2 separate regions of the Mus musculus genome follow, and region 2 is linked to region 1. The links are chromatin loops, found by intact Hi-C in ENCODE. Cell type or tissue: heart. All regions are shown on one strand. Each heading gives the region's core, and the rest is flanking DNA. Links, peaks and the distances in the headings are about the cores only.

Evidence for each region. Peaks named below come from ENCODE experiments on the same cell type or tissue, not always from the same donor. Only the 100,000 strongest peaks of a DNase experiment are listed, where the experiment ranks them.
Region 2: a loop joins it to region 1, with 5 times the contacts of the local background. A loop is called at or near these places in 5 of 42 quality-filtered maps.

What each region holds. Positions count from the first base shown.
Region 1 is chr2:85,046,141-85,056,544 of GRCm38, forward strand. It overlaps Tnks1bp1 (tankyrase 1 binding protein 1), which reads left to right and starts at 4,320. Exons shown (of 12, transcript NM_001081260.2): 1 at 4,320-4,420; 2 at 4,721-4,833; 3 at 5,785-6,415; 4 at 8,143-8,212. The coding sequence starts at 4,740. Ssrp1 (structure specific recognition protein 1) reads left to right here. Exons shown (of 17, transcript NM_182990.4): 16 at 113-299; 17 at 506-974. The coding sequence ends at 574. In heart, for the core only: a CTCF peak has its summit at 4,462; DNase peaks (open chromatin) are centred at 1,821, 2,381, 3,981, 4,321 and 4 weaker places; H3K4me3 peaks cover 3,896 bases; H3K27ac peaks cover 4,176 bases.
Region 2 is chr2:85,093,371-85,103,774 of GRCm38, forward strand. No RefSeq gene overlaps it. Among named protein-coding and RNA genes, the nearest start is that of 4930443O20Rik, 12 kb to the left of the region's middle. In heart, for the core only: no CTCF peak of the experiment used is centred there; a DNase peak (open chromatin) is centred at 5,651; H3K27ac peaks cover 985 bases.

The DNA of each region.
Region 1 (10,404 bases), core at 1,246-9,245:
AGAATAGTGTGGCCAGTACTGGGAAAAGTCCTCATTAAAGCTAGGAGATACATCGCCTATGTAGTAATAGAGAGCCTAATGACCTGGTTTCTTTCCCATGTGCCTAATCTAGGGACAAGTCTAAGAAGAAAAAGAAAGTAAAAGCAAAGATGGAAAAAAAGTCCACTCCTTCCCGGGGCTCGTCATCCAAGTCTTCATCCAGGCAGTTGAGTGACAGCTTCAAGAGCAAAGAGTTTGTGTCCAGTGATGAGAGCTCTTCAGGCGAGAACAAGAGCAAAAAGAAGAGGAGGCGGAGCGAGGTGCGGCAGGAATGTGGGGGGTTGAGGGCTGTGTGTGTCTGGGGTGGGTCAGGTCCCGTTGGTTGGTCTGAGAGGAATGAGTTGGAGTGGGCGGGTGGACTTGTGAGGTTTTGGTGATTTCAGGAGTTGAAGGAAGAGCTAGGCCTTAGCAGCCCTCTTCCCACCTGGCTGGGACACATTTACCCTAAAAGAACTTTGCTTTTCAGGACTCTGAAGAGGAGCTAGCCAGTACCCCTCCAAGCTCAGAGGACTCTGCCTCGGGATCTGATGAATAAAGGAGGGAATTCCCACCTCGTCACAGCTCCAGTCTCTCACATAGTCCTTGGATTCTGTGCCATCTGAGTAACTGCTCTTGGTGGCTTCCACTGCCCTGAGGCTTTGAGGGAAGCACCTAACCTCTGCTGCTTTGCAAGGAAGGCTCCTTGCAATCTGGAGAGAGACTCGGTAGGAGTGTGTTGTCTTCTACTCGCAGTGCATTGAAGGACCCAAGTCCTCAGCCTACTTTCCTACTTTCTGACTGTAGTAAAAGCTGCTTCCTGTCCTGTTCAAGTTGCTGCAGCAGGGGTCATGCCAAGTCAGGCCTGTAGCTCCTAATAGGGGCCTATTTCTACTTTTATTTTGTATTTCTGGTCTGTGAAAACAATTTAATAAAGGGAAATGACTTTGGAAACGATGTCCTTATGTCTCCTTTCCCAATTTGCATGTGGTGTTTACCTTCCCTGACCGGCAGGGCCCTCCTGCCTGCCCAGCTGGGAAGCAAGTCTCCAGGTACATCGTGTCCTTTCCAGCCGGACAAGCATTGGTTTTCACCCTTGTCTGGGGAACTGTGCCACATGAGAGTCAAGAAATGAGTACTGATCTGATTAGGAAGCCTCTCATAGTTCACTCCACTCCATTAGCCAACAGAGGGGGGCGGCGGCGGCGGCTCTGAGCTCCTTTTAAAATCACCTTATGAGTCAGGGTCTTACAAGGCTTGAGATAATAGAATGAGGATCGACTTTCTAGCGTAGAGTGGAAACTTGAGTCAGGAGGATTGTAGAAAATGAGTTGTGCATGTTTGTGAAGTTAAGTGTAAGAAGATTCTGGCAAGGGAGGGCTACACCACTTTGTGTTTGGTAACTGTATTTAAAAGATCTTAAAGGAGACATAACAGGAGGGAAAAAACTACCCCACTTGTCACAGCGGCTCTCAATCAGAATTTATCCACGTGGGGGTGGCCACGTCGTTTGCCGCTCTCAGGAGGCTCAGGTGTAACAGGAAGACTCTTCAGTCCGCCAACAGTTCCCTTCGTGCTGCCCGCGCTCTATGGTGCTGTAATCAGTGTAGGCTCAGGGAAAGCTGTCCAGGGCGGTTTCCTCTCTAGGCAGTCATCTCGGTGGCGCTGGGGTAAAATTGCGTCAGTTTCGCCTAAATCTGAATCAGGACCGGCCCCTCATTTACAAGGTCATGAATAATTATGTGGGATCTGTGCTTGTTTGCATATGGTGCGCCCGACTCTGTTTCAGCTTCGTTTTCCTACTCCCGGTTTCCTATATGAATATTCATGAGCAACATGGGGGCGTGTCTCTGGGCGGAGCGAGGGGAGGGGCCCCGGGGCTTGCACTGGCTCGGTCCCGCGGTGACGGTGGCGGCGGCGGCAGCAGCGGTCACTGGCGTCGGGGTGCCTCGCTGAGTGGAGCCGGTCCCGGGGGAGCGCGTGAGTGCGCGGCAGCCGGAGGAGGCGGGGTCTGGGGATGGGGGCGGGGAAGGGCATGGAAAGAACCCGGCGCCTAGCAGCCGGGACCTTAGATTGGGGCGGCAGCGGTGGGAGGGGGTCACCAGGAAAGTTTGCGAGGGCCTGGGGCGCTCGGGCGCTGCGGAGCTGGCGCGTGTGTGCGGGGGTGGAAGGCGTCCGTGCAGTGAGCCAGAAGAAAGCGGGGAGAGGCGAGGGTGGGGCGGGGCCGGGGGCGGGCGGAGCTGCTCGAGGGACCCCCTCCTTGCCCTCACCGGCCCCCTTCCCTAGCTCCCACGGCACGCCCCCATCCACGCTAGGCCGCCCCCACCGAGTCCTCGTCGTCAGTCCTCCGTCTGTTCCTTCGAGGGCTGCTTGGCATCTCGCTCAGTCTTCCGCTGCTGCCGCCCCCTCCTTCTCCACCCTCGTCTGCTCCTCCTCTTCGGCTAGCCGCTCGGTGTCCGTAAGCTCCCCACGGAGGCCCTCCAAACAGCCCCTTGCCCTGGGCTGTTCCATCTTCCTGTTGGCCCCCCTCTTCCAACACTTAGCCCTCCTGATCGCACTAGCTGAACATCCAGTGGTAGACCTTTAGGGACGACCCTGCTTGCCCTCAGGCCCTTCTGAGTGTCTGTCCAGGGCTGGGGCTACATAGCTCCTTTCCATTCTTTGGGGGCAGCCTCTACTCCCAGGGCTGCCTGATTTCCCTAGACCACTAAGAGTGGGGAGTTCTTGAGGTACTGCGATTCTGCAGCTTATGGACATGGCCTTGGTTACCTGGGGCTCCTGGCTGGGGCCTGTGTACTGTAACCGCCTCCCCTGTTGGGGACTCGGAGCCTGTTTTCATCTCTGCAGCTCTTTCTAACCTCAGAGGTGTCCATCAAGCCCCTATCTCAACCGCAGGTGAGAGGGTTTTTCTGTTTTGGACTAGTTTTTCTCCATTTCTAACCACCTTCACCATATCCCTTGTAATAATGTTCAAGGACAAGCAAGCAATCTTGTATATATTTTTAATTTAATTTAATTTTTCTGTCATCTCTCCGCCTTCAAGCGTTATTCACCCACATACAAGGAAAACAGCCCCTGGTAGTTGGCTGATCAGCCTTTTGACATTGACGGAGTTACTGTCTGTACCCTCTTTAAATAAGCTGGGACAGGGTCAAGCGGATGGGGACATCTTTTGCAAAGGCTGGGCACCACAGGTCTCTTAGAATTGAGAACTGTCTTCTCAGAGCAGCTGGAGTGGGAGGGGAGCCTTGAGGTTGGAGAGGGTTGGGTTGCCCTCCAGGGCTCTGTGCATTCCATGTGTTTGGCATGTCTCCCTTGCTCTTGAACCAGAGGAGCAGTGTTCACTAGTCACCACCAGAGCCGGAGGGGGGGCTTGAGAGTGGGAGGGTGCTTCAGCAGCCAGGGTGGGAACTGAGGGGGTGGAAGGCCTGAAGAATTTGAGGTGGGGGGGACATGAAGGAATGGTCTAGAGACGCAGCCTACGGTAGGGGGAGAGGTAGGTAGAGGTGGTTACCAAGGATGCTAGTTAGCTCATGGGAGACACTGAATGGAGTCACATTAATAATGGCCAACTGTTACTTACCACTTCCAGGCTTGGTATTTTGCATGCATTGTTTGACTTGAAACTCATTTAATACTTTTTTTTTTTTTTAAGCAGTATGCCTTAGACTAGTCGCACAGCTCTGAAGTGACAGACCCATTTAGTTGTTAGATCTTACAATATCAGCTCCAGAGGCTCCTGGCACAGGCTACTACCATGTGGCTATCATCTGGTTTAGTTTCTTCTGACCCCTCAAAACTCCTTTAGGGTGCACACCCATTCCTATGTCACAGGCTTTTGCAGGTCCCTCCCTGACTGTCCTGGAAGGGGCAACCCCAGGGAGTTTTCCTCTCAGTTACACCCCCCACCCCACAAGCAATCAAGCCCAGTCTGTCCTCCCTGCCCATCCTGGGCCGGCTCCTCCTTCCCCTTGGCTAGGCCCTGGAAATCCAGTGGGAGGCCATTGCTATGGTAACAGGACTAGGCCCTGGCTTTACCTCATCAAATTCCAAGCTGAAGCCAAAACGATTGAGAAATTAAAGGGAAAAAAATGTATTCCAGATGCTTACTTTTTATTTCTTATGTCCCTGTGTTTGGATGAGACAGCTCTTGAGTGCTGGAGGGGGGCAGGGATGTGAAAGGAGAATGGGGGGGGGGTAGGGAGCCACTCCCAGCCGTGGAGGGAGGGAGGAGAATGGGAAGAGGGGGGCCGGCTGTGGGGCGGAGCCCCAGGTTGGGGAGGAGCGGGTTTTTCCCGTCCCATGAGGTGATTCCAGAGACTTGAGAGTTTCTGGCCTTCTTGCTCCGCTCAGAGTGGACACCTCTAGTGGGGCTCCCTGACCCGAGAGGGTTGCCTCAGGAGCTGTAAGTAGGGTATCACAGGACGGATCCTGGGGGTGGTGTGGGTGGAGGTGGCTCCCTCCTGTGCTGGATCACTGAGGTTCAGAGCCAAGGGTTGGAGAGTCGTGTCAAGAGTTGAGGATGTGGCTGTGGGAACCTTCCCGGCCTCCCCCTGGAGTTCGCTCTTCCTGTCCCACACTGCCTGGGTTAGAAATAGACTTCCTTGGCTAAGCCTGTTGCCTTTCTCAGCTTTCCCTTCTCCACCTCTCCCTTCCCTGGGTCTTCAGTCACTTCGGCCGGCTCACACTGCTTCCTATTTCTCAGGCAGGGTGTGCCCTATGTGATGAAAGGATCCACTCTCAGGGAAGGCACAGCCATGGCTTCCCCACTGCCCCAGGATATGGAGGAGGAGCTGGCGCCTGTTGGCTCCGAGCCAGGTACCAATGGGTGCTGGGTGCAGGGTGGGGCCGTTGGCTGGGAGGAGGGCCGGGGGTGGGGTGGAGGCTGCACCCCTCTTCCGTCCCGGCAGGTAGCTGGAGTGACAGTGGAGGTGAGAGGCAGTGAGTCTGAAATGAGTGCTCACGGGCCTTGGCATCTGGTGGGAGTGAGGTAGAGCCCCAGCCGGTATGGAAGCAGAGCCTTTGAGACAACTCCAGGGAGCCTTGGAGGAGGAGACACTGAGGCACAGAAGGAGAATGGAGTGCCCTTCTTTCTCCCTGTCTAGACTTTTTAAATGCTTAGCTGAATGAGTGGGTGATACAAGATTCTATTATAGAAGGTTGTGGCCGTGAGTAATTCCCAAGGTCTTTTATTTGGCATTACAATGCCTTATATAGAAGGTGGATTTCTGCCCTTGTTTTTTTTTTTTTTTTTTCCTTCTTCCTTCCTGTGGCAGATTTACTTCTGTTTGACATAGGTCAATAGAAAGCTTGCATTCCTGATAATGAACTGGATGACTGAGGTGGCAAGAGGAAGAGGTGCAGCAGGGTGTACAAGGGGAGCTCAGCTAGGGTCAAAACTTCACTATGGAAATGTGGTGTAAAGAAATAGGGCTCCATCGGGTTCCCAGGCTGACAGTATGGTGAGGCCAGGCAAGTGGGTATGCTTATCTGCTCCATTCATTCATTCGATAGGAACCTGTGTTAGGAGCAAAATAGGATGCTAGAGGGATAAGGGGTCAAAGCCCACGTTGTAGGAGTTTGGAGAAGGTAGGCTATATAATGGGATGTGAAAAACCAAGGAAGCCTTCCTGGAACAGGCGGTACTGACTTGCACCTAGAACGATGGGTTCCAAGGTTGGAGTGTGGAAGATTCGGTGCAGCAGGAGTCACAAGAATTTATGTCTCATGGTTCTTCTGACAGTTCCTAATGAATCCTTCCTTCCGAAGGTGACCCACGAGCCAAGCCCCCTGTCAAGCCCAAACCCCGGGGCTTGCCCAGCAAGCCAGCTCTGCCTGCCAAACCCAGCCTCCTGGTGCCTGTTGGGCCTCGCCCTCCTCGGGGTCCCCTGGCTGAGCTGCCTTCTGCCCGGAAGATGAACATGCTGGCAGGACCTCAGCCCTATGGGGTCAGCAAGCGTCCCCTCCCGTTTGCACCAAGGCCTTCAGCTGAAGCAACCGCTGGAGGAGACGTTACCCAAGAGTCTGGGAAGGAGGATGCTGGGAAAGAAGACTTGCCCCCTCTCACACCCCCAGCTCGGTGCGCTGCCCTGGGAGGTGTGAGGAAGGCCCCTGCCCCTTTCCGTCCCTCCTCTGAGCGGTTTGCAGCCTGTACAGTAGAAGAAATTTTGGCCAAGATGGAGCAGCCACGGAAAGAGATCCTGGCCAGCCCTGACCGCCTCTGGGGCTCCCGCCTCACTTTTAACCACGATGGCAGCTCTCGATATGGCCCCAGGACCTATGGTGCCCCCTGCCCCAGAGAGGAGGATAGTAAGTCCCCTGCCAAAGGACGGTCCCAGGAGGGGACAGCAGAGATTCCTGCAGAGTGCCAGGAAGAGCATAGCAAGACTCCTGAGGAGAGGTAAGGGCTGAGAAGAGTTTGTATAGTTCCTTGAAGTCTTAAAGGGGCTATGGAGGAAGTGGGCTCAAGTTTGGGTTATCATCTTTACTGTCAGGTTACTTAGGTGAATTCAGGCAAACCCAGGCTAAGGCCCAGAGCATCTCTGTAGCAAATGGTGGAGTTACTTCTCTCTCTCTCTGTGTGTGTGTGTGAGTCTGTGTCTGTGGTGCATGTGTAGTGTTAGGAATTGAACCCAGGGCCTTGTTCATGCTAGACAAGTGCTTTATCATTGAGCTACATCCCCAGCCCACTGTAGTTCTCTTTACAGAGTTGATACGTGTTATGCTAGAGAGGCATACTATTCAGCAGACTAGTTTGTAGTCCATTGAGTACATATCCGTGCTATTTGGAGGAAGGGATTGATAAGTCCATTTTAGAGATTGGAAAATCAAGGCTCCAGAGTGACTTCCTGGAGTCTCTCAATTTAAATCCCGATGTGTATGATTCTAAAACCTGTGATCTTAACTGCTAGGTCTCATGTGGCAGAGCACCATGCGGGGACCTCAGGGAGGGGTATGTTGGAATCTGTACAGTACAGATTTCCCCTCTGAGGAGGAGTGTGATGCGCTTCAACTAATTTCTGCATAGAGAATTCTTCTATTTGGAGACATTTTCTCAGTTGCACTTCTTACCCATAGCCGGCCTGCATGTAAGGGAGGCCTCCTTGGGTTAGTGGACACATGATCTGGAGGGACATGAGGGATTTGGCCACCTCAGGCTTTTCGGGACAAGAGAGCACCAGCCTGAAGCATGCAGAGCTAGGCCCAGTGGTTGGCTTCCCTCTCCCACTGTGGTGGCCAGGCCTGTTGTGGTCTGCACTGAGCCTGGAGCTGAAGGCCCTGCCCTGCCCTGCCCTGCCCTGCCCTGCCCTGCCCTGCCCTGCCCTGCCCTGCCCTGCCCTACCTTACCCCACCCTCCAGCCTGCCCTTTTCTCACTGGAAACACCTGGTGGGTGTGATGCACCCCCAGGACCAGGGCTGCTGGGAGGCCGTCCTGCTTCCCGGCCTGGATGCCTCTCTCCATCTGAGAAGGGTTCAGTTTTAGAAAATCACCCCCACCCCCAGTCCCCAGTCCTTTAGGAAATATCAGCAGGGCTGCCGGGACCAGTTGTATTCTGGCCAGAGAAGAACTTTAATCCCTCAGGGACTAGGAGAGGAAGACATTTTCTTGGGAACCTCTGAGGGACCTGGACCCACATGATGCTGTTCTATAAGAGAGGGGGGAATTTAACCCTGTGTGTACAGGAAGGGAGTGGGTGTTATGTCCTGGGCATTTGCTCTGCAGGCACAACCTGGCTCCTTATCCTTAGAGCTTTCAGACCAACTTCAGGAATAAGTTCTGAGGTTTTTAATCTTTGGGTGGTGTTAACATTGCTGAGGAGGGATAACTTCCCCCCTTTCCTATTTTGCCAACAGACTTCAGCATTCTTTTGTCTTGCTTTTGTTTTTGTTTTTTTGAGACAGGGTTTCTCTGTGTAGAGCCATGACTGTCCTGGGCCTCCCTTTGTAGACCAGACTCAAACTCACAGAAATCAGCCTCCCCTGCCTCCCCAGGATTGGGATTAAAGGCGTGAGCAACCGTGCCCTACCTTCCCAATTCAGGATCAAAGGCATGAGCAACAGTGCCCCACCACCCCACGAGCTTAACACGAACTTCTTTACCTCCTCTTCTGTCTCTCTTCCTCTCAGGAACCTCACTTCCAGCCCGGCAATGAATGGGGACCTAGCTAAACTGGCTTGCTCTGAAGCACCTACCGACGTGAGTTGTCTTCATGTTGTGAGTACAGCTGTGTAGAGTGGAGTTGGGGAGTCATCTGAGATCACCTCTTATTCTCTCAGAGTTTAGATGGGGGAAACTGTGACCCATGGACTTGCCTGGCGATATGCTGTCAAGACTCAGATTTTTTTTTTCTAAACTCCCAGGCCAGTGTGCCTGGTCATTAAGGTAGCTAAGTATGGTTGGTCATGATGATTAGGGGCAGTACTTATAATACTGCTAGCATCGACCAAGCCCCTACTGTGCGCTGTGGGCATGTCCTAGGGACATTAGACAATTTAATCCTTTTGGTAACAAAGCTAGTAGGCTTTGTCAGCCTCTTATGAGAATGCCAGGACTCAGGCTAAGTAACTCTCTTGGCCTGAGGCAGGACCTGAAGTATCTGACTCTCTAATCTCCCTGGCAATGCCTAGGTTCAGAAAGGGGAAAGTCTGGGTTTCCTATTCATTCCCTCTTCTTATGAAGCCCAGTTTTCTGAGCAAACTCTGTCAAAAATGGCCCTTGTTAGGAGAGCCATTGTCAGCTAGAGGCTGTCCCAAGTGCCCTGGAATAGAGATATGAGTCTATGTATGTGTGTGCTATGCATTGGAACACCAGAGAATAAAATACGCATTGTGTCTGTTGTAAGGACCTCACCTTCTAAAGGCAGGCAGGCAGACCCTAAGATAGACGTCCTGTAAACTGGCAGATGCACAAGGTGTTGCTGGGAGAACTGGGAAGGTCATGTGCTGGGTGAGGGTAGTGGGAAGTCTTCACTATGTAGGTCAGGTGCCTGAGGAACAGCACTCAGCCATATACAGAGAGGCAAAGAAGCCAAGAGATCTGGGGTGCATTGAGAGGACGACTAGGTGTAGTGAGGACCAGGAGGCAATAGTCCTGGCTGGTACAGTGGCCTGGAAGCTGCTATGGACTTTATGACTTGAGCAAGAAGAAGATGCCATTGAGCAGTCTGAACAGTTACAGAAGTGGCATCTGATGGCTCAGTTGTAAGGAGATATGTTGCTTCCCAGGTTTAAGAGCAGGTCGCAGGAAGGAGGTCAGATTAGCAGCAAGGATCAAGGGGATTGTTAGCTGGATCCAGGTGCCTTGACGGATGATGATGGCGTGGACCACAGAGGCATCTGTTAGGAAGTGGTGGGGTCTGGATCGAATCTGTCGGTGACAAAGAGAGGACATTCAGAGTTTCTCCTGAGGAGGAAGGGAGAGAGCATTCAGAATCTAGGAATCCCAAGGCATTTGGCCTTAGCAACCAGAATGGTGAGGTTCCCACTTACTAAGAGGGGGACCTTTAAAGGCAAAGCATAGCTGGGAGACATATAAGGAGTTTGCTTTGGAGTCTGCTGCACTCATGATGCTCTTTAGACATCCAAATGGGAATGCCAGTCGAATGATCGGATAGAGTATGACATTTAGGGGGAAGTGAGTGTGTCGGAAGGAAGGGAAGTCTTCAATGTTGTCAGTGTAGAGATGGTGGCTGGAGACTGACTCAGGTCACCAAGGGAATAGGTGGGATACTGAAGGGAAAAGGCCCAAAGCATAGCAATGGAGACAGGGAGGACAGCCCTAGAGCTTGACTAGGCAAAGCGTGTGCCACTGCAGGAGTGTGGCCACTGCAGGAGTGTGGCAGCAGCTGCCAGTACCTAGGTTGGGCTGCCTCCTTTGGTTAGCATCAATTGGCTGTAGCTCCAGGAATGTCCACAGTGACCTTGGCAAGTAGTTAGGTGGAAGGCGTGAAGGAGAAAGCCCGAGTGGAGCGAGTCTAGGAGAGGTGAGGCAAGAGGAACCGTGTATAGTGAAGGTAACCAATACTTTCAAGAAAACACATGGAAGCTAGAGCTCTGTGAGGCCAGAGTGGGCTCTCCTTTTTCTGTCTATCTCTATTGTTTTCTGTTAGACGGGAAAGTAGAGCAATTGGTGTGCTGTGGGAGGGATCCGGTAGAGAGGGAAAAGTCAGTGATGCAGGAGAGAGAGAGAAGGGGGTTGGCCTTAGCCTGGAGCAAGGACAGTGCCTGGTCACAGGAATCCACGCTCCTGGTGGTGGATAGGCAAGGTGCAGAGTGTTGGCTTTCTCTTCTGTTCTCAGAGAACCGGAAGCAAGGCTGTTAGCTGAGAGAGGATGGGAAGGAGGTGTTGGAAGCTTGAGGGGAGACGTTGTCTGTGGGGCATGGAATGGG
Region 2 (10,404 bases), core at 1,033-9,032, 47 kb after region 1:
GTGTGTGAGAGACAGAGACAGAGAGACAGAGATACAGACACAGACACAGAGACAGAGAGAAATAGAGACAGAGAATCTCATGTATCCTAGGTTGCTCTCAAACTGGTTACATAACAGAGCATGACCCTCACCTCCCAAGTGCTTGGATTACAGGTGTTTGCTAGCCAGTTCTTTGGATCAAACCTCATGAGTACTAGGCAAACACTGTATCAACTGAAACTTGGCAGCAGGGACCTTGACCTGCTGAGCCATCATGCTGGCCCCACACTGTACTCTGTGGGACGGAAATTATGAAGGACTAATATTTTCATGCATTTACTTTCAGTTTGAACCTATTCCCCACCCACACCATTCTCCAAAGGAACAAAACCCCACCACACATCTGTTCACCTTAGCAAATATCCATTTTGCTAGTTGCTTGGACCTGGGCTCCAGTCTTCATCCTTTAATCTTATTTCTGGTGGTTACTTTGAATAGACACCTACAGCCAGCCGTTCTAAACGAGACTATGTTTAGCTTTCCTTACTAAAAACAAAGTTACCCAACACTTTCCAGGTCCCAGGCTATGTGCTGTGTGCTTCCTTTCTTTCCATACCATATGTAGTCACATGTGACCCCTGGATGGATGTAGTATTTCTGCCTTCAGGTTGTGGTTGACAACTGTGATGTGTGTAGTGAAGTCAAGTTGTATAGTCTGCTGGACTTCAACCCTGGTCTGTAATCCCAGAGTTTCACACCAAAGCACACTTCAGCAAACAGGTTCAGAGAATCCTAGAGAAGAAGAGTTCCAGGTGCAGATGCAGCTTTGGGTAAACCAAGTCAAGTCTCTGTGCCTTGGTTTTCTGACCCATTTAACGGGGGACGATGGCTTTCCCTCCTCCTAAGGTTGTTAGGAGGCTCACTGGCTCAGTCATGATGAGGAGTGCTATTATTATTCTATTTTTTCATTTGCACTTCTACACAGTAATCTATCCACCATCTGTGTATACTCTCAGGAGCAGTAACACTTGTTCTCAAGCTGTAGACGTTCTTAGCATTTTTTTTTAAACGTGTGCGTCTGAGTGTGTCATGGGCTCTTCTGGCAAGCTGGTAAAATAAAATACCATAAGAAGGATGGTTTACCTAGGAAGAGGAAGGTGATCAGTAGGTGTGTAAGAGGGGGACAAGAAAGAGTAATGGGTGTGTAAATATGGCCAGAATACATTATATGCCTAATGAAAATGTCATAAGGATACCCGTTATTGTATATAGTAAGTATATGTTAACAGAACTGTAACAAATAAGCCAGGCGTGGTGGCGCACACTTTTAATCCCAGCACTTGGGAGGCAGAGGCAGGCGGATTTCTAAGTTCGAGGCCAGCCTGGTCTATAAAGTGAGTTCCAGGACAGCCAGGGCTATACAGAGAAACCCTGTCTCAAAAAACAAAAAACAAAAAAAAGAACTGTAACAAATTAATTATACTGAAAAAGTTCTCAAAATATTAAAGAAATATATTTGTATTTAGCGGTGCATGTAATGCATTCAACAATCAAGTCTAGGGCAAGCGAGACAGCTCAGAGTTACGTGTAAGCCTGCGGCGACCCGAGTTTTATCTGAATCCACGTAAAGGTGAACTGAGAGAAGTAACTCCACTAATTGTCTTCTCTCCTTCTCACGTGTGCCGTGGCTCGTGCGCTCCCTTTCCTGATGCACACGTGAGCACACATGTACGCAATCATGAGACCAAAACAAACAAACACGAAGATCTAGAACTGTCACTTTGAGGTAATAATGCTGTTTTGTGAATTGCACGATGACCATACCAAACTATGAAATACCTGCCGTTATCTGTTGGTTTCAGATTTACTTATTTTATATGTATGAGTGTTTTGTCTCCATGTATGCATATGTACTGTATGCAAATCTTGTGTCCACAGAGGTTAGAAGAAGATGTAGGATCTGTGGAACTGGAATTTTGGACAGTTTTATGCTGATGCGTGGGTGTCACGAACTGAACTTGGATTCTCTGCAAGAGCAGCAAATGTTCCTGCTGAGCCATCTCTCCAGCCTCCATTTTTAATTTTTAAAAATCTATGATGTTTTTGCTCTTTTATGTATGTATGTAATTTATTTTGGTCCTTTTTACGTCCATTGCCCTCTCTCATCCCCTCTCACCCCTGACAAATGCCATTCTTTTGTTTGTTTGTTTGTTTGTACTGGCAGGATCTGTCTGTGTAGTCCTGGCTGTCTTGGAACTCGATATGGCTTCGAACTCACAGTGATACGCCTGTCTCTGAAGTATGTGTCACTGTGCACACCGCTCAGGGGAGGGAGGCTTGTTTTTTGAAACATGGTTTTACTATATAGCCCAGGTGGACTTAAAACTCACGCTCTTCCTGTCTCAGCTGGTCAAATGCTAGGGCAGAGGCCTGTCTGAGCCTCGGTGCTCAGCCTGTTCCTCATAACGAGAAAGGACAGGCTGGGTCCTCCTAGTTTCATGTGTCTCCTTGGCTATGTTTATGTTGAAAAGAAGTGCTAAATTCCGAGTGAATCTTTTATAGCCCCACTCTTGGCTGAAATTTTTTTTTTTTAACACAGACTTCAGATAAAGAACTGAATGGGGCAACCCTTGGGATCTTTTCCAGCTCTATGCTTCTGAGTCTGACCTTGAGGAGGCCCCGGGGGTGGTGAGAAGGACGCTGTGCTTCTAGGATGGTGGCCTAGGACATGCTTACAAAAGGCCTTTCCAGGCACTGGTTGTCTTTCCTGCAGGGCAGCTGGGTTCCCAGGTCTAATAGAAGCACCGAGCCTCCTCTGAGAGCCTTTGCCCTGCTGATCAATAGCTGCTGCGCTAGATCTATTGACCCAGACCTTTGTTTTCCGGAAACAGCTCTTTCTCTCATTAACCCCAGCCAGCCTGGCAATGGACAAAATGCCTTCTGTGATTTGCATTCACCATTAGGGCCGAGGTGTGTGTGTGTGTGTGTGTGTGTGTGTGTGTGTGTGTGTGAGAGAGAGAGAGAGAGAGAGAGAGAGAGAGAGAGAGAGGTAGTACTCCATGGAAGAGGAGCCATTGATGCCAGACAGACCCTTTCATCTGAATGCCTGCCTCATTTCTTCAGTGAAAAGCCCTAAGCTGTAAACTAGGCCTTTCTGGATCTGATGTTGCTATTTCTATTGCTCTCTAGGCTCTCAGAGGATTCTAGCTTTTCCTCACCACACAGGTAGGATTTTTTCCCACCCCAAGATTCAGCATTCCTTCTTCCCAACTCTCTCTAGAGCTCCATTACACACATGCACACACAGACACAGACACAGACACAGACACAGACACAGACACAGACACAGACACAGACACTCTCCCTACTCCTGTTCTTTTTTTTCCTGCTTTCCTTTTTCTTTTTCCCTTCCTCTTTCCTTCTGTCCCTTCTTCCCTCCCTCTGTCCCTCCCTCCCTCCCTCTGTCCCTTCCTCCCTTCTTTCCTTCACTCCTATTTCCCATCTTCCTTCTTTCCTTCCTTTCCTCCCTCTCTCCCTTCCTTCCTTTCTTCCTTCTGATTTTCCCCTTTCCTCCTTGCCTTTCTTCACCACTTCCTTTCTTTTCAGAGACATGTCACTGTATAGCCCACGCTGGCCTCAAACTATTGATCCCTCTGCCTCAGCTTCATACCATATTACAGCCATGCCACACTATCATATAAGCATACTTCTAAAGATTTGTCAACTGTTTAGGGATCGCTTTACCCCGAGTGAGAGGGAGGGGAGCTGTTGACTCAGGCTTTGTGGGGACAGATGGTGGAAAGGTGGTAAGGGCCTCCCCCAAGTCTGCAATGTTCCATGCCTGGCATCCTGCACTACCGTTAACACAGTCAACCCACATCTCTAGTTAAGTACTGCTCTTCCCTGGACTTCTGCTTTGTCCTATACACTCTCTAGGGCACTGCTAATTCTCCTGACCCTAGAATGGTCTTAGAATTTGCATAGGAAGAAGATGAATACACCAAAAGGTGTGCTGTGGGGTCTAAGGAAATGCTGAGGGGAGAAGCTGATATACTCATCAGACTCCCAAGTTCAATCAAAGCCAACATTTGTTTTATTAGTTCATCGATTATTCATCCTTGGGAGATGATGAAGAGCAAGATACAGCTGAGTCTCTAGGGTCAAGGTCTAGTAAGAAAGGTTACAAGAGGTAAACAAACTATGATGTCATAGAGCTTAGGATGGCCACAGATATATAGTAGTCAGCTTGCCCATGGTTTCATTTTCCATATGTTTATTTGATTGTGGTCTAAAACTAGTAAATGGGAGATTCTAGAAATAAATAGTTCATGTGCTTTAAATTTCACACTGTTCTGAGTAGCAGTATGAAATCTTGTGCTGTCCTGCTCCGTCTTGCCTGGGACAGGAATCATCTGGTTCAGTGTATACACACTGTATATACTACTCACCTGACAATTGTGTTCAAGTCATCTTTAATTTTATTTAATATCTCAGAGGACAAGACTGGTGATGCTGACAGCTTAGATATGCCCAAGAGGCTGGGAAGTGCTTTCCTTAGTTTTTGACATCATAAGAAGTTAGGTGAGTAGAGGCAATAGAATATTTTGAGGGAGGGAAAATATATCCTTTATTCCAAAATGCTATCATCAACAACCTCATTATTACAGATTGCTATTAACCTCTTACTACAAATAACCTATAATCTGAATTCTATTGTACATATATGAAAAGTACAGAGTTCAGTAGTGTTTGTAGTTTCAGGCGCCCACTAGGGGCCTTGGAGTATGTCTCCAGGGGTTAAGGGTTGAGGGGATGGCTGGACCATGTGTGACTCATCAAAACAACTGACTTATGAAGCTTGAAGGGTTTGCCACTGATGAGTTAACAAGGAAGGCCTGGAATGTAGAGTTAGTCATTACATCAGAGGAGAATGGAGAGAAGAGCTCCCTGAGGGAATTCAGTTTATACGAAGGTTGGGTGTAAAAATGTGTAACTCTCAGAAAGGCAGGGCTTACATTAGGTTGTCAGGGACATAATAAAAAAAAAATGCCCAGACTTAATAGAAATTAAATTCCTGGTGACTCTGGAGGTTGAAAATCCAAGCTCAAAATGTTAGTAGGTTGAATTTCTGAGGCCTCTCTCCTTGGCTTCCAGATGGGGGAATTTCTCATTGTGCCCCATGTGGTCTTGCGTGTGTGTCCTTAGTGTCTCTTTGTCCAAATTTCCTTGTTGAATCTGACACCAGTTAGCTGGAGGAGGAGGGCCCATTCTAGCAGTCCTAAGGCTTTAAAGGCCTTGTCTCCAAATCTAGTCACAGGCTCAAGGACTAGAGGCTACAACATAGACATTTTAGAGAACCCACCTGAGCCTCTAGCTCGGTGACTGTGGAAAAGAGGGAAGTGGATCTAGGCGGTAGTGAAGGGGCGGAGTTAGATGAGGGAATGCCTTGGGTATCAGGATTGGGCTTCCCACGTTAGGACTTACAAGTGCTTGCTGCTGTTTTTGGTCTGGGAAAGCTCATTGGAAAGCAAACTTCCTGTCCCCCATGCTCTGGCCACTCTGGGAGGGAGGCATATGATCTTTCAAGTCTACAGCCACTGGTACTGGTCATTGGAGCCACACCCCAAGGAAGGGTCAGTTTTGGCCCTCTGCCTGGGCTCTACGGGATCCTTGCCCAGCTGGGTGGGTCCTGGAAGCTTATCAGAAACTTTCCAGAAACTTGCACTTAACAGACGTGACTACACAAAGCCCACACTGAGCACAGTTTTATGGGTGTGGAGGGGAGGAGAAAAACCAAGCATCAGCCTTCTGCCTTTAGTAAACTCACCGCGTCTCAGAAGGTCCAGGGCCAGTGCTGCTGCCCCTGGTTCCCACTGACCTTCCCCTGCCGCCTCTGCTTGCTGCTTTCCTTCTCCATAATGAGGGTGAGCCCAACACAAACTACAGGCCCTGCCCTCCCTGCAGGATTCTGAAAACCAGAGGAAGTGGGGGTGGGAGGAGACATTTCCACTCTGGATAGAGGCACCCTGAATTGCTTCTCTCAGCCAGAGTGGGGTGGCTTGGGAATCTGCTTTCCTAAGGCATGTAAGGTTGGTGGGGGTCAGGGGAGGGCAAGAATGGACGGAAAGTCATGCTGGCTGGTTTTTTCGTGTTGTTTGTTTGTTTTAAGTAGAAAATATTTTTCTTGGTTCCTTGAGGATTTTGTACAATGTACTTTAATCATTTAACCTTCTTTTTATTTGCTCGTTTATTCATTTATTCTTTCATGGTTTCATACATAACAACATACTTTGATCACATTCCTCATCCTAGTATCCTCTCTTATCTCCCCGTCCCTTTTATTTTCTCTGTAGAAGATCCTTGAGCGCTAGGCTTGTGCTCTGTTATTGAGCTCAGTTCCCAGCCCTTTCAAAAACATTTGTATTTGAAGTATAAGGTGCCGTGGCCGCTGCAAGCATCTTAGTTCAGAGCCTGATTAATTCTTCACATGTCATAAATACAATAGTGAAGCCACCATTGCACAAAGCTTTAGAGAAGACCACAAGCTCCTGTTTTGCCTCTGAACCTTAGGGGGCAGCTTCTGTCCTCCCTTGGATGCTGAGAAAAGAAACCACTTGGTGTGTACTCTTTCATGTCTCAATTTTTGTTTTAAGGTGCTCAGGGTCATTGTTAGGGTCTTAATTGCAAACTTAAATGCTGATGGTATCTGGATGTGGGGCCTTTTGGAGGTGATTAGAATTAGATGATACCATGAAGGGATACCTGGGAATATTAATACATTTGAAGGAAGAGGGAGACCCAAGCCAACATGCTTGGTCTTACCACATGATGCTATGCACCATGTAAAGATGTATACTGTAAAAGGCCCTCATCAGAAGTTGGTAACCCACTCTTGGATTGCCAGGCCTCTGGAGTAGGAGATAAATTGTAGGGAACAGAAGAAGGCCCGAGAGACTGACATCCCAAGTGAATATGTATTGTTGACACAGGCACAGTCATGACAAAGAAAGACTAGAACCCATGGGAGATTGCCAAAGCCATTTCCCATATGGGCTGGGCTAAGAGGGTTGGTGAAAGGTTTCCTAGAGGTCTGAGTGCAAATACTACCAAGTGTAACCTCCTTTCCTTCAGAGCGTTTCCAGCCTGAGGCTGCACACCTATAGAGAACTGCCACCTTCCAGTTTGAGGTGAAAGTAGCTGCATCCCATTAGAGCACATACTGCCTTCCCGACTCCAGCTCTTTTGTTGACGTGGCTCTCCGTTTTTCATTTCCTTGCTGCCCAATAGTCAGAGTTTCAGGGCCCAAGCCCCGTGGGTGGCAGCCTAAATAAACCTCTTCTTTTAATAGAAGCTACACACTCTATGATATTCAGGCATGCTAATAGACAACAGGGTAAGAAAGCTACCATCGGAGAGCTCTTCATATCCCTGAGGCCACCATCCGGTGAGATGAACTGCCTTGACATGTTAGTCATGCACAGACGCTTGTAAGTCTCACTATCTGGGGTTCCTAGAATATTCTTGGACAAAGCCAGATAACATCAACCTCAGATTCAAACCATTCTTGATTGTAGACTTAGATTTTTCAAAACCTACTTTAGTAAGGGTTCTCAAATGCTTTGACCGCCTTTCTAGCCCACCATCCAAAGGCAGGGGCGAAGAGATGGTAAATAGGACAAGGGGATATGGACTTGTTTAGAAGTAGTTCTTTGGGGGTGATTTTAATTTCTGTTTGTCAGGATACCAGCGCTTCAGAATACTAACAGTTATGTTCAAAAGTATAACCAAACACAAATCAGCAATGGTGGCAAGATCCAGCAGAAACCACCAGGCTTCCACCAAATTGGCAAGAGTTGGCAGGACCAGCCAAAATGCCAGGAGTTTTCTGCTGTGCCTCTTTCAACAAAGTGAAGAACAGTGAAGATGCAAGACCAATGAGTTGAACCACTAGCTCTGCAAGCACCCCAGTCACTATCTGTTGAGTCCTACATATACTCTCTCCAAACATTACATGTCCTCTCATGAGTCTTGCCTCGGCAAAACAGCATGTGAGTTTGCTTCAGCAAGACATCCTGTGAGTCTGTATCACATGACACACCAGAAATCTCCACTTTACTTGGTTCCTGACATGATGGAGCTGAGACATGTCATCCTTCGGGCCATATCATTCATGCTTTGTCCAAACTTCTAACCCACGGCATACAGGTACAGAATACAATAGCTACCTTAAGTTGTTAAAATTTGAGGTAACATAAGATGTAAGTATAAATAGGATAGAAAGAGGATGGCTTCTAGAAGGGCCACTTTAATCTCCCTACTGGTAGAAAATGGAAAAACCTAAAGCTAAACAAATAAAATTTCTTTCCAGACTCTCTGTCTACTTGCTTCATTCTCTGACCATCCCTTAGACCTCCTGATCACTTTTAGATCTGGTGTCCACCTTTCTGTGTTCAATTTTTTGTCAACACTTACACAAGCTAGAGTTTCTTGGGGGAAGAGGAAACCTCAATTGAGGTACTGCTTTAACCACATCAACCCATGGGCATGTCTCTGGGAAATTGTCTTGATTAGTGATTGATGTGGAAGGGCCTAGCCCAGCCTAGGTGGTGTCATGCCTGGGCAGATGGTCTTAAGTTGTATACAAAGCAGCCTGAGCACGCCATGGAAAACAAGCCAGAAAGCAGTGTTCCTCCATGTCTCTGCCTTGAGTTCCTGCCTTGGCTCCCTGGATGATATGTTAAGACAAACTCTTTCTTCTCCAATTTGGTTTTGGTTAGTGTTTTGTCATAGCAAGAGTGAGTAACTAGAATACCTCTGTTCTCATGTCCCGGAAGTAGAAGGCATCACTCATAAGTTTTTGCCTTCTTAACAGAGCTCCTGAAGGAAGGGCATGTCGGGAGCAGAGCTGGGTACACAGTGCTGGAAGGCTGGCCCATAGAGACAGCTTCCCTCTTGGTCACGAGATGTCCTTTCTGTAGAGCCTCGACAGCATTCTTTTCTGAGGACCCAGTTCTGTGTTCACCTTCTTTCCTGCACTATGATGCTATCTTCACTCTATAGATATGGTATAATGTGATGATACCATATTATCATATTAAATGATGACTGGTATAGTGGGCTGGTGATCGGTATATGACAATGGAGGTTGTCTGGCTTCCCTGAACTTCAGTTCTCTTCGTGTCTTAAAAACAATGAATAGTCCTAGGTGTGTCTAGGGCTGCAGCGAAGATGCTTAGAGAGAATTGTTCATGTGCTTAGTGGCTGTGCAGCCTTTATTAACATGTGACTAAGCAATACGAAAATAGAGAGTGGAGGTGGGGTGTCAGCTTGCATGGTTGGCATCATTATTGATCTTTAAAATGTGTGTGTGTGTGTGTGTGTGTGTGTGTGTGCGTGCATGTGCATGTATTGTGTGTGTGGTGTTATCCCTCAATATCGCCAACACCATTTTTTAAGATAAGCTCTCTGGTTTTTACCTGAATCTTGCTATTCAGCAAGGCTGGAAACTGAGCCCCAGGGGTCTACCTGTTCTCTCCTCCCTAGCATGTTAATCACAAGTGTGGGATGTAAATCCATGCCAAGAAGTTTGGTAAGGTAGAGAAGGTGGAGACCCAGACACTTGGTGGGCACACATCTGAGGCTTAGGTGATTCTGCAAAGTGGCTGTGTCCTGTGGTGGAGCAGACATGGGACCCACAACCCTACATGCAAGTGTGTGCCACCACACCTGCTCTCTTTATTCAGGTTCAGGGAAATTGAACTCAGGCCCTCACACTTACATGGCAAACACTTTCCCAAGAGAACCACTTCCCCAGGCCATTTGTCTGTTTGTTTTCACAGATGAAGACAAGTCTGGGGTCAGAATGCTGGTGGAAGAAAGACAAGTAGTGCCAGTTGGTGTCTGTCTATCACCAAGGCACATGCTGCCTTCGCCCTGTCTGTCATTGGTACCCATGGTTCTGAATGAGCGGCCTTGAAGGCGGCTGCCTGGATTCACACTCATCCCTTACGCTTTGTAGTTGTGCTACTCACCTTGAGACATGGCGTCAATCCACTCTAGCACTGCCTCCAGCCTCGGTGAGTCTGGGTCTGTTAGTGATGGCCAGGGAGCCGCTGCAGCCCTGAAAAGCCTTTGGACACTGGAAGCTGCAGAACAAGGCAGCTGGCCTGCCTTCCGAAGGGCACTGCTTTGAGGCCTTTCTTTCTGTGATCCCTGTGGGTGGGGAGAGAGGGACTTGCAAACTGCTCTTTTTTTCAAACTGGTATGGGAAGAAGGATTTGATTTATTGTATCTTTTTTAAAAATAGCTTTGTTGAGATAGAATTAATGCGTTGAGATAGAATAAAGCAGCCATTGAAAGTGTGTAATTTGGCGGCGTTTGGTATACTCTCAAAGTGGTACAGCTGTCATCATAGGCAATTTTAAC